3 separate regions of the Homo sapiens genome follow, and regions 1 and 2 are each linked to region 3. A link is a contact called in ENCODE Hi-C or POLR2A ChIA-PET data. All regions are on one chromosome and are shown on one strand. The core of a region is the stretch at or near the end of the contact, and the rest is flanking DNA. Distances in the headings are between cores, read along the strand shown. Region 1 overlaps LOC101928004 (a long non-coding RNA gene). Region 2 has its middle 58 kb from the start of LINC03055. Region 3 overlaps LOC101928004 (a long non-coding RNA gene).

Region 1 (4,377 bases), core at 605-3,104, 56 kb before region 3:
ACTGGAAAAACATCTCCCAAAGGCACCTTGTGGCATCTGTAAGCTGTGGGTTGCAGGGGTGCTCATAAAACAAAACTCAAGATAGAAAATACACATATTTCAGACCCAGCTCTGTCCCCTTGAAGCCAGCACTAACAGCCAGCTTGACCCTTTTTCCTGACAATCCCTTACAATGTGGGAGCCAGGGTTCCCACAGGGCCTGAAGAGGACATGCCCGGGGCTCCTATAGCCTTAGAGAGCTGCTCACACGATCTGGGGCTGGATGAGCACCATCAGGCTTATGGAGAGAGACTAGGCCAAAAGTTCAGGCCAGTTCTGTTGAAAGAGAGAACACTTTAAAAAAAAAAATTGTGTTTCTTCAGAATTTGCTCAGGATTATCAGAAAAGAGAGAAGGAAAAAAAAAAACTTTCATCCTCTACAGTTGAGCAGGGAAGGGATGGGGAAAGACTCATTTCCTAATGACAGCCTTTTGTAACTGAAGATCTAAATAAGGTAAAAAATAAAAATGCTTCTCCATTTCTACAAGAAGTGGCCAGCCAGGAAAGGGACTTCTTGTCTAACCCTCCTGTGAAAATGAGGCTCATTCAGTCAGATTTCAACCCAGCCTTCTCCACTTTCTGCCTCCATCACCCTTCCGGGGGCAGAATTTAGCAGTGGTCTGCCACCCCGAGCAGCCGCTCCCACAGGAACTGCCTCATTAAGCTCTGTGACCAGTAACTCCCAACTTAGGAAAAGCTCAAGAAGGACCACTCTGCTTTGTTTGCACTTTTCCAAGAACCCTTACTACATAAAACGTTCTAAACTTGGGAACACTAACTTTTGCACTGTTTCCCACCGAGCCACAGAGCTCGCACCAGCATCACGCTCTCCCTTTGCCAGGATCTGAGCTCGCTGGAGGAAAATACAAGTTCCTCTTTCAGCTTCTTTCCTTCACTTCTGGAGACAAGCTTTCCAGCTACCAAAACAGAACGTTTCCCAGGTTTTCCTCCCACACCTATGAACTTTGTTCCTTGATTAAATCCTAGTTTCCCCTCTAAACAGAACTGGACTATGTCCAACCAATGTCTTCAGTTTCTGCAAACATTAACTCTGATGTTTTTTTTCAAGAGGTTTGTGTTCGGCTTTTGAGTAGGTTCCGGAGGCTGCCAGTGGAAAGTCTGAGGGGGGTATCAGCAGCATTTTACCCCATCCCCCGCATCCCCTCTGGCCAGCAGGACAGGAAAAGGAAGCCTGTTTGCGTGCACGAGCCTGCTGACCGGCCTTTGCCATGCGCTGTGCTTTCCTTTGTAGACACAGAGGGACTGCGAGGGAGGATGAGCAACTCCTTCCTAAGCTGGTAGGGTACATGGCTCCAAGAAACGCTCCTGGTCTGGAGTGGAATGTAGGACCGTTCTCCTCTCACAGCCAGCCACACAAAGCTACCTGTCTTCGGACATCTTTCCCCGACGCTTGAGCAGGCTGCAGGGAAAGGGGCCCGCTTACCCGGAGGAAGGAAACCCTCCGCAGACCCTCCAGGAAGGCAGGCCTGGGGCGCCCCTTCCCCGGGGAGCCTGGAAACCCACAAGGCAGGAGCCATTAGAGGGCAGCACGTGCCTGTCTCATAACACTGAGCAGACTCGTCTTTTTTTTTTCTTCTTCCAATTACAGGGTGTTTCAAAAAGCAAAAGTACCGTGGCTCCAGCGTCAGCAGAAAAACAAGTTAGAAAGACAGGCAGGGGAGGGGGCGATCCCTCCAACTCCAAAGCTGTGCCAGGGAGACACCGCTCTTGGGGAAGTTGGGCTGCAGCCCCCGCACGTGCTAGGAAGATAAGTGAAGGTCCCAACACATCCTGTCCCCTTAGAGCCCCTGGGGCCCAGCAGCCGGGCCCAGCAGCCCGACCCAGCGCCTAGAGCCCATTCGCAGACAGCGCGCTGAGGCGGCTTGGGCGCCATGCCCTTTGGGTTACTCAGCTCTTCAGCCTCCTGGAACGCTAGGACAAAGGAGTGCCTTGGTGCTGGCAGAAGCCGGGGGGCACAGCTGGGTTTTACAAGGAAGGACGAAATCTCATCTCAGCAATCGGGATAGATCAACCGTTGCCCGTCTGAGGTGACCCAATTCAGGGACCAGCCGCTTGGCTCTGAACACACACGTGTCACAACCCCAGCTCGTACCCAGGCCTTGCTAGAGGTAAGAACGTGGCATCCCTCCCTGGGACCAACTCGAGCGCCACTTGGGCGTCCCCTGCCAGGACCGCTCTGCATTGCAAAGGGCCCCTGGGGCGTTCAGGATTGGCCTCTGCCCCTCCTCCCACTGCACCATTCTCTTCTTCCCACCGCACATCTCTTCCTAATTCACCAAGGGGTTCCACCCCAAGGAAGAACTCCTTCGTGCTGGAAAAAGCCTGGGGCAGCACGGTGGGCCTCCCCCTCCATCTGGGTCACCAGAGGCAGGGAGGGAGGAGGCTTGTGTAATCTTACTATTCATTTCTCCGTGCAAGCTCCTCGGGACAGGCCTGAATTCATGATACCATCTCATTGGAAGACCTTTGCCCCCAAAGGGCCTGGGCAGATTGAAGCGTCTAGCAGAGGTGAGGGGTGACAGGTGACCAAACCCCAGCCCTGAGGTCTCACCACCTGCTCACAAGCCCAGAGCTGGGGTGGTGGGGTTCTCACTGCCTTCTCCCCATCCCCCTTCTCATTGCATTTCCTTTCCCCCACTCTGGCCTCGGAACCCAGGCGGCCAGTCCTTAGCCAGTCCCTTCTCGCTGTTGTCCAATCTGTCACTGTGCCTGACTATTCTTTAGGAAGTGGTTACTGTTTGTTGCACACCATTCACAAACACTTCATTTTCAGATCCTGCCCTCTGCACACTACGTGCTAGGACCTTGGCAGGCCCCGTGAGTGGCCAAGTTCCGTACTCTTGGTCATCAGCATCTGATCTGCCTCTGGAACTCCTCTTTCTCCTTCCTTGTTCAATTCAGCGGTTTCAGTTGACAAAGACCAGGGAGCCTCTAACCCCGGGGGCGTACTAACCATAGAAATATCACTCAGTCTAGCATAGAGTGCGCCTATAACTGAATGGGGAACTTCACTGATAGTGCTTCCAGTTTCCAATAGCATTAGGCTAGGTATTTGGACTACATTTCCCACTGACAACCATTTAAAAGCTGGATAAGATATAAAACAACTCAATCTTTCTGTTGAAATTGTCAAATAGTAAGAAGTAATACTGGCTGTTGATCCAGGGAATCATGAGGGACTGAGTCAGTCCTCTCTAATCCTATAGGCATCAGAAAAAATCATGGGTACAGTAATTCCAAAGTCAAACTGACAGGTAGTTTTCATGAAATTTTCCTAGTAAATTATCCCAAAGAACTAATAAGCTGGACAAAAATTATATTGCATGAATATTTATACAATATCTTTTCTGGTAGACTAATTCCACCTAGTTGACAGCTCTGTTAGATTCCTTTGGGGGCCCTCTTGTCTGCCTTGCAGCTGTGCCATTCCTATACAAAGTGCAGAAAGCACCTGCCCTTGTTTGCAGCCATAATGGAAAAAAACCATGCCATTCTACTCTATCCCTCCAATGTCCATAATGCAATTATCAGGTCTCTCGACCTGTCAGATTTTTACTTGCACTCACCAAAAAGGCTTCACTCTTCACCCCTAAGATGGTAGTAATGTAACTACCCCAGTGTTACGGTAAAGGTTTAAATAAGATAATGTACAGAAAACACTGAGCACCACATATCAATAGTAAGTGCCCAATTAATGTTATTCCTATTGTTTTAGCATTAGTATCAACCATAAATGGTTATGATTGCCGTCTTGTTTAAGAACATATCCAACGTTTGAATCTCTTTGGAAACATTGCACCAAATATTCAAACTTTTTCAAAGTGAGACATACTTCCTCATGAAGCAGCCCATCCATCATTGGACAACTTCGGCTACTGTGAAGTGCGTCTCTGTTGAAAATGAAGCCTAACTCCAGTGAACTTAGTCCTCTGCCTTGCAGCCTAATGTCTGATTTCTCTTCCTCATTATCTGAATACTGTTATCACATCCTTTTTTCCCTGCACTTTTTTTTTTTTTGAGATGGAATCTTGCTCTGTTGCCCAGGCTGGAGCGCAGTGGTGTGATCTCGGCTCACCGCAACCTCTGCCTCCCAGATTCAGGTGATTCTTGTGCCTCAGCCTCCTGAGTAGCTGGGACTACAGGTGTGTGCCACCATGCCTGGCTAGTTTTTTGTATTTTTAGTAGAGACGGGGTTTCAACATGTCAGCCAGGATTGTCTTGATCTCCTGATCTCATGAGCTGTCCAACCTCGGCCTCCCAAAGTGCTGGGATTACAGGCATGAGCCAACTACACCCAGCCTTTTTTTTGTTTTGTTT
Region 2 (4,308 bases), core at 463-2,962, 45 kb after region 3:
GAGGGATGGAGATGGAAAATCAGGATGTGGTGGCAGGGCTGTCTGTGGGATTCTCCTGGGAGCAATGCTCTTCCCCATCTCACAACTCACCCACACGGCCCTGCCAGATGCCCTGGGTCTGCACCAAACGTTCTCCACCCTCACAGCTTACATCCTGGCTCACCTTGCAAATGACTCATGACAGCCGGGGACAGGGTGCCCCAGAGCACGCCCACAAGTCAGTGCCCATCCGCCCCTTCTCCAGGTGCCACTGCTGGGAGCTGTGGAGTTGTCAGCTGTTCCTAAGCCAGGGGCGCTCCTTGAGTTACAAAACCGAGAGGACATGGAAATTGAAATAGGAGAAGCAGCCAGTGGGGGCCAAAGGGCCCCTGGGCAGCTATGGAAAGACAACCCTGCCAGAGTGAGCACATTATTTATCAGCTCTCTTGGGGAGACATATATGGTTATAAACAGAACCTCTTCCTATCACAAGACATGCCTGCCAGCCTTTTCATGGATCACCAAAGCACCCCCAAGCTTCGCGCTTAGGGTGATTGCCAGGCATGGGAAACACCTAACAGTTGCATGTCAGCACCGAAGGAAGTGGGATTCAGACAAAAGGTGTTCCATTTCACAGCAGGGAGGAGGGAACGCCTTGGAAGAAAAAAGTCTTTCTTGGGGCTACCCAGCAAGCCCAGCCAGAGCTTCTCAGCAATCAGGTGTGCATTTCTGGAGCCCAAACCACTCATTCTCAACCCAGGAACGGGATTAGGGGACTAGGGATATTTTGAGACCCAAAGAAAATTGACCCCCTACAAAAGAGCCCAAAGTGTTCCCAGCATTCTGCAAACCAGCATCTGGACTGCGAGGACATGAGGGCTGCATTGAGTCGGGGGAGAAGGAAGGCTGGCCAGTTAGGAATGACATCATGTGGCCACCGCTAAAAAACAAACAAACAAACAAAAAAAAAACAAAAAAAAAACGCACTCTGCTGTTGAGAGCTGGGGCATAAATGCCACGGCAGTTGCTGGGCATTTATGCCCCAGCTCTTAACAGTGGAGTGGGAATGGATCTCTCCAGGTTGGATCGAGTGGCTGCTTTCCTGGAAACCAGGCTCCTGGTTGCTAGGGCCGATAAGACAGGGAAAATGCTACACTCGGTGTTCATGGGAAAACATTTTGATATTGAAGAAGAGCTGAGACGTGTTAACAGTTGAATAAAAACAGAGCAGCCCTGGCTCAGGGGCTGCAGCTACCCGCCCGGCGGGCACTCAGATTACCCACGTGGTGTGCTGCAGGCAGTGAGTCAGACCGTCCATGCTCCTGAGACTGAGGGATGACAATCCCAAAAGGACACACCACCAAATGTGGCTCCTCCAAGTAGGTCCAAGGACCTGGCCTCTACTCCAGATGGCTGTGGGCCCCTGCAGGCCTCTCACTGCAGCCAGCCACCCCGGCACACACAGTGACTGTGGACGCTGATAGGCAGTGTCATAAGGCTGTAGATGGGGAAAGGGACTGTACAGGCGAATGGGGGATGCTCTGTGGCAGGGCACAGGAAGCCCCTAATGGGGACAGATTCTCCACTGGCAGGTGTGGCCAGAGGGGCACTGGCCTTGGAGCCTCTGTTTGTAGCTCTGTGCTGGGGCTTGGGGCACAGGGCAGCCCTCAAAGGGAAATGGTTTTAGTGGTTCAGGAAATGAAACCCTTTGGCAGAGACCCAGAGCTGGCCTGACGCACGCTGCTTTCTGCCCTACAGCAAACAGCGTGGTAACAAGGTGCCTTTAGGTTTCCATTTTAATCCACTAAGCCAATGCCTTGCCTGAGATTTACAAAGTTTAGACCCCACATTGGAAGATCCAAATGTCCCTCATTATCTGCCTCCCACAAGACAGCTACGAATTTTCCCATACGTAACTAATAACTTCAGTTTTTCTCTGCTATTTCCTACTGGTCTCCACGATCTCTCGGGAAAAGCGTGAGAGCACTGAGCTCAGGATGGCTGGACCCAGCAAGGCCTGAGGGTGGGGCTTAGGGCCACAGTGCTGCCATTGACCAGTGGTGCTGGGAGCCGGGAGGCCCAGTTTTGTTTTATGCGCCCGGCTGGGCATCACTGCCCCAACCAGGGAAGCAGAAATCAGTGAGTCCCAGCTACTTCTCCGTGATGCTCCTCTCACCACAGATACTCCTGAGAGATTGGATCAATGAGTCCCAGCTACTTCCCTGTGATGCTCCTCCCACCGCAGATACTCCTGAGAGATTGGATTGTGTTCCGGAGGGGAGTGGGAATAATGGACAGAGGAGAGAGAAGAGAAAGGGAAAAGAGAGAAGGAGAGAGGTCTGAAGCCAGCAACCCAGCGGGGTAAGGCAGAAAGTGGGAGCACAGAAGGGAAGACAGAGGGGGCTCCCCACCCGGCAGGAGACGACCCGGCATGCTTAAAGTAGAATGCAAAACACAAGTTTTGCATTGTTTAAAAGGAATATTGTGAAAGAAAAAGGAGGCCGGGTGTGGTGGCTCATGCCTGTAATCCCAGTTCCTTGGGAAGCCGAGGCGGGTGGATCGCTTGAGCTTGGGAGTTTGAGACCAGCCTGGGCAATACGGTGAAACCCTGTCTCTACAAAAAACACAAAAATTAGCCAGGCATGGGGGCACGTGCCTGTAATCCCAGCTACTCCGGAGGCTGAGGTGGGAGGATCAACTGATCCTAGGAGGTCAAGGATACAGTGAGCTGAGATTGAGCCACTGTACTCCAGCCTGGGTGATAGAGCCAGACCCTGTCACGCCAGTAATCCCAGCACTTTGGGAGGCCAAGGTGGGCGGATCACGAGGCCAGGAGATGGAGACCATCCTGGCTAACACGGTGAAACCCCGTCTCCACTAAAAATACAAAAAATTAGCCAGGCGTGGTGGCTGGCACCTATAGTCCCAGCTACTTGGGCGGCTGAGGCAGGAGAATCGCTTGAACCTGGGAAGGGGAGGGTGCAGTGAGCCGAGATCACGCCACTGCACTCCAGCCTGGACAACAGAGCGAGACTCCAAAAAGACAGACAAAAAGATAGAAAGAAAGGAAGGAAGGAAGGGAGGGAGGGAGGAAGGGAGGGAGGGACTGCTTGAGAGTAGAGGCTGGGAGAAGGGTCAGGATCAAAAAACTACCTATCTAGTACTATGTTCATTATGTGGGTGACAAAATAATCTGTACACTAAACCTCTGTGACATGCAATTTACCCAGTAACCAACCTGCATATGTACTCCCTGAACCTAACACACAAATTGGACAGAAAGAAGAAAAAAAAGACCAGGCACCATGTCTCACGCCTGTAATCCCAGCACTTTGGGAGGCCAAGGCGGGCAGATCACTTGAGGTCAGGAGTTCGAGACCAACCTGGACAATGTGGTGAAACCTCATTTCAACTTAAAAAAATACAAAAATTAGATGGGCGCTGTAGCACACACCTGTAGTCCCAGCTACTCAGGTGGTTGAGGCACGAGAACCACCTGAACCCAGGAGGCAGAAGTTTCAGTGAGCCAAGATAGCGCCATTTAACTCCAGCCTGGGTGACAAAGTGATGCTCTGTCTCAAAAAAAAAAAAAAAAAGAAAATGGAAAAGACTGAAAAGTTGAAGTGGGGGGAAATTAATCAGTTAGAAACAAGGCTATACCCCAAGAAGGAGCTGAAATTTGAAGTTTAGAAAATAAGGCAAACTACATATATGTGTAATATATATAAAGAAAAAACAAGAAGCAAACATCTAATTAGAGCAACAATCTTCATTCCAGAAAGGTAGCAGAAATAAGCACTTAGCAAATTTAAAGTATTCTGACTAGCAGAATGACAATGACAAAAAAAAAAAACAATATTTATAAAATTGAGCAGTGGCCTTCAAACATTTTTGTCAGGGGGAAAAAATTCAAGTGGTACTAGTGCATTAATACTGCTTTGTTTATAAATTTCATATGATTGCCTCTATATAATTTTTAGAAACATTAGGAAATATAAGAACAAAAATTTAAAGAAAATATTTTAATAATTTAAAATATTTTATTTATCAACCATATAAAAAGCTTTATATGAGGCTGGGCACAGTGACTCATGCCTGTAATCCCAGCACTTTGGGAGGCCAAGGCGGGTGGATCACGACGTCAGGAGATCGAGACCATCCTGGCTAACACAGTGAAACCCCGTCTCTACTAAAAATACCAAAATTAGCCAGGCGTGGTGGTGGGCACCTGTAGTCCCAGCTACTCAGGAGGCTGAGGCGGGAGAATGGCATGAACCCGGGAGGCGGAGCTTGCAGTGAGCCGAGATTGCGCCACTGCACTCCAGCCTG
Region 3 (3,727 bases), core at 1,052-3,551:
CTTCATCCCTGGAACTGAATGTGAATTCTGTAATCCTAAAAGACATATGGGATGCCGAGGCCAGCGGATTACTTGAGGTCAGGAGCTCGAGACCAGACTGGCCAACATGTCGAATCCCCATCTCTACTAAAAATGCAAAAATTTAAAAAAGAAATAGATATTCTTCTAAAAAGCCGCAATGCAATGATCGCAACTCAGAAATTCCCTACAGTAATTCCCTACTGTCACCTAATATCTAGTGCATATTCCAATTTCCTCAACTGTTCCTTAAATGTCTCTCTTAGATGTTTTTTTTTTTCCTGTTCTTCATCACCTTATTGGTGGCTGTTGTTTTGACCGAGGATCTGAGGTAAATATTCCTCATTTGACTCTCATGTCTCTTTAGACTCCTTTAATCTTTTCCTCTAGAACGGTCCCCCCAACCACTCCCCCGACACACACTTTTAAATCATGATGTTGATTTTCTTCCTGAGTCCAGGACAGTCTTCTTGTAAAATTTCCCCTATTCTTGATGTGTCGGTTTGCTTCCTCATCCTACTGTGTAGCTTGTCCTTAGCCTGCCCCCGTATTTCCAGTAACTTGAAGGATAGGTCTAGAGGCTTGATGAGATTCAGAATGAATGTTTGGGCAAGAGCATGCCCTGAGTGAGACTGTGTGCTTTATGCTGCAGCCCATCAGGAGGCCCACAAAGTTGGGTAGTGTCATGATGAGTGCTGCCAAGTTTGACCATTTCAGCCAAGTGGTGACCATCGGATCTCTCCATCATGAAGGTGCTTTTATCCCATGCAATTAGCAAACAACTCTGGAGAGATTGGCACATGTGGGTCCCCTGTGCCTCAACAATCCGCCCAATGGCTTGGCCCCATTGATGATCCTTTAGGGTAGCAATCATTACATGAACAGCCCATCAGTTGTAAAATGCCTAATGGATGACTGGGAAGAAGAGAAAGGAGGGTTGAGGGAAGACACAGAGAACAAGGAGTAGAAAGCTGGAAACAGGGAAAACAATTCTGAAAGCTTTGCTGAGGGCTTCCCCTATTTATATTCAACTTTTCCAGAGTCATGAACCCTTTAAGGAAATGCTGGCCTGAAGCAATGACTAAAGAGGGTCTTCTGCACAAGCCTGCTTCATTAGCAAAAAAAGAAATGCATTTCAGTGTGTCCGGGTATCTAAATTTTGTTCTGAACTTCATCTCTGACCTTAGCCAAGAAAGAGCTAACAAATCAGGAGGATGTGTACAGTCGCACCCCAGATCGGGTATTTGGACAGCGGACTTACATGCGACAAGAAAGATGCTGTGCCCGCTCAGCGTACCTGGACCTCTTTGTACAGGGCTCGTTTATCCAGCACACTCAACAATAGGCATTCATCCAGAACTCTCAGTTCCAAATCGTTGCTTCTTTCAAAGCAGTACTTGCTCCGCTCTTCAGAAACAAGTTTCTTTGAAAGATACAAGTGGACACTTTGCTGACCAGTTCAACCTATGCATTGTCTCAGGTAAACTGTTTTCTTTCAGATTTTAGGACATTATGTGTGTCTCCGTGAAGAATTTGGTGAATGCCTGCATCAAAAAGTATTTCCCATGGACTCATATATTTATTTTTTTATTATACTTTAAGTTCTGGGATACATGTGCAGAATGTGAAGATTTGTTATCGACTCATATATTTAAATCACTTCAGTTTATCTCAAAATACATGTCTTTTAAAAGACATCCCAATATTGAAAACTTTGTTCTCTGTTGCCCAGGCTGGAGTGCAGTGGCTCAGTCTCGGCTCACTGCAACCTCGGCCTCCCGGGTTCAAGCTATTCTCCTGCCTCAGCCTCCCAAGTAGCTGGGACTACAGGTGTGCACCACCATGCCCGGCTAATTTGTGTATTTTTAGTAGAGACAAGGTCTCACCATATTGGCTAGGCTGGTCTTGAACTCCTGACCTCGGATGATCTGCCTGCCTTGGCCTCCCAAAGTGTTGGGATTATAGGCGTGAGCTACCGTGCTCGGCCTGATTCTGTGGCATTCTGATTAGACTTATGACAGTCAAGAGCCCTAGCCTCCAAAACAGAAATTAAAGTTTACTCCAACACACACAAGGGGCAAGCACAAACTCTCTGGCAAAGAGTTGACAATTAAGCAGGAGCAGTAAGTCTAGAAATTCTATAATACACAGCACAGCATGAGGCTGGCAGCAGGAACCTGGCAGGAGGCTGGGGGAGGGCAGGGCAGAACACTTCTCTGACTTGAAGAAGCAGAGGAGGTGTCTCCCGGAGGGACTCCCCCAGGAATGGAAAATTATTCCCCAAGGTGGGAACTGACTCCTGGGAAGTCCGCCAGTGCTGAGTCACCAGGTCTTTATGAAAGCCTGAAGGAAGGCTACTCTCCACAAGCTACAGTTTCACGACTCCCTAGAAAGGACTAGAGTTATTTCAGGGGGAGTGTTTTTCAAACCTTGTATTTTTAAAATATGTATTTCAAAACAATGAAATCTTAAATTCACTTTAGTTTTATTTTAATGGATGCATTATTTCTAAGAAGAGGGAGAAAAGAGAATCCTATGATCAAGCAAACAGTTGCAAAGGGTGCTCCAGCTCCTGACAGGCTGGGAATTTGGAATCACTGCCCCAGAGAAGCAAATGCTAGATAAATGCTGAATTGGCAAATTCTTCAGATGCTTTTTTATTTTTATTTTTTTAAATAAAGAACTATAGTGTCTCTTTTCAACAATTTTACCCTATGCCTGCCTCCCAGCCTCCTGGACTCCCCCACCCCATCTTTTGTGCCTTGTCTTGTGCTACTTCATCACCAACAAATTTCTCCTCAGCCTTCCAATTCCCTCCTGCAGAAGTGGACACAAATTTGCAGGAGACTAACTTTGCAGGGACAGAAAAGCCCAACTAAGCAAAACATTCTAAGCTTTCAAAAGGAGCTGGCCAGAAGCTCTTCATGTAGGAAATTTATTGCCAATTACACAATCTCACTATTGGTATCAGCAGTGGAGCACTTGAAGGGCAGGAAACCAATTCTGACTTTAAAAATAAAATCCAGAGGGGAAAAAATCAGCCTGATGCTTCTGATGCACATTAAAATTGTGTGATTTTTTTTCCTAATAGACATAATAATATTATTTCTAATAACGAAGGGGAATGGCATTATTCTCTCTTTTAGAGTGTTCAGATTTGGAATACCATTCTTTGTGTTAGGGATCGAAAATTCTGTTTGAAAGTTCTATTCCTGTCCTTTCAACCATATTCTCTTTTGCTCTTCTCTTTTGTCATTAAACAAACAAAACACCAAACCTGTGTCATCTCTTGCATCTTGAGGTCCGGAGTTCAAGACCAGCCTGGCCAACATGGTGAAACCCTGTCTCTACAAAAGTACAAAAATTAGCCAGGTTGGGAGTTCAAGATCAGCCTGACCAACATGGAGAAACCCTGTCTCTACTAAAAGTACAAAATTAGCCAGGCATGGTGGCACATGCCTGTAATCCCGGCTACTAGGGAGGGTGAGGCAGGAGAATCACTTGAACCTGGGAGGCAGAGGTTGCAGTGAGCTGAGATCACGACATTGCACTCCAGCCTGGGCAACAAGAGCGAAACTCCATCTCAAAAAAAGAAAGAAAGGAAGGAAGGAAGGAAGGAGAAAAAGAAAAAGCAATCCCACTTTGCAAACTGGTCAGTGAGAACTTCCAGGAGCAGACAACACTGCAACCTTGGTCAGTGTCAAGGCCC

What was found. Hi-C counts contacts between places; a loop is a spot of excess contacts on that map. ChIA-PET counts read pairs that join two places held with the same protein, here RNA polymerase II (POLR2A). Pooled maps may share reads with other maps.
Region 1: a loop to region 3 is called in a map of endothelial cell of hepatic sinusoid, with 2.6 times the contacts of the local background. The contact joins two enhancer-like sites. A Hi-C loop is called at or near these places in 1 of 168 maps with a recorded cell type or tissue (endothelial cell of hepatic sinusoid) and 4 of 50 pooled maps. POLR2A ChIA-PET finds 5 or more read pairs at or near these places in 4 of 52 experiments (K562, MCF 10A, WTC11 and 1 more).
Region 2: POLR2A ChIA-PET joins it to region 3 with 10 read pairs in MCF 10A. The contact joins two enhancer-like sites. A Hi-C loop is called at or near these places in 3 of 37 single-sample maps with no recorded cell type and 2 of 50 pooled maps. POLR2A ChIA-PET finds 5 or more read pairs at or near these places in 8 of 52 experiments (A673, AG04450, GM12878 and 5 more).

Annotation. Positions count from the first base shown.
Region 1 is chr6:6,723,133-6,727,509 of GRCh38, forward strand. All of the region lies in intron 2 of LOC101928004 (a long non-coding RNA gene), which reads right to left. LOC101928047 (a long non-coding RNA gene) reads left to right here. Exons shown (of 6, transcript XR_001743949.2): 5 at 1,649-2,168. Among named protein-coding and RNA genes, the nearest start is that of LY86-AS1, 100 kb to the left of the region's middle. RefSeq lists enhancers at 1,651-2,344, 1,661-1,720. Within about 2 kb of position 1,855, at least 29 of the 41 ENCODE cell types and tissues checked have a DNase peak (open chromatin) inside an H3K27ac peak, as active enhancers do.
Region 2 is chr6:6,825,132-6,829,439 of GRCh38, forward strand. No RefSeq gene overlaps it. Among named protein-coding and RNA genes, the nearest start is that of LINC03055, 58 kb to the right of the region's middle. Within about 2 kb of position 1,713, at least 18 of the 41 ENCODE cell types and tissues checked have a DNase peak (open chromatin) inside an H3K27ac peak, as active enhancers do; they include HCT116, where a contact is called at or near this core.
Region 3 is chr6:6,779,095-6,782,821 of GRCh38, forward strand. The region is part of intron 2 of LOC101928004 (a long non-coding RNA gene); the gene reads right to left. Among named protein-coding and RNA genes, the nearest start is that of LINC03055, 100 kb to the right of the region's middle. Within about 2 kb of position 2,302, at least 8 of the 41 ENCODE cell types and tissues checked have a DNase peak (open chromatin) inside an H3K27ac peak, as active enhancers do; they include HCT116, where a contact is called at or near this core.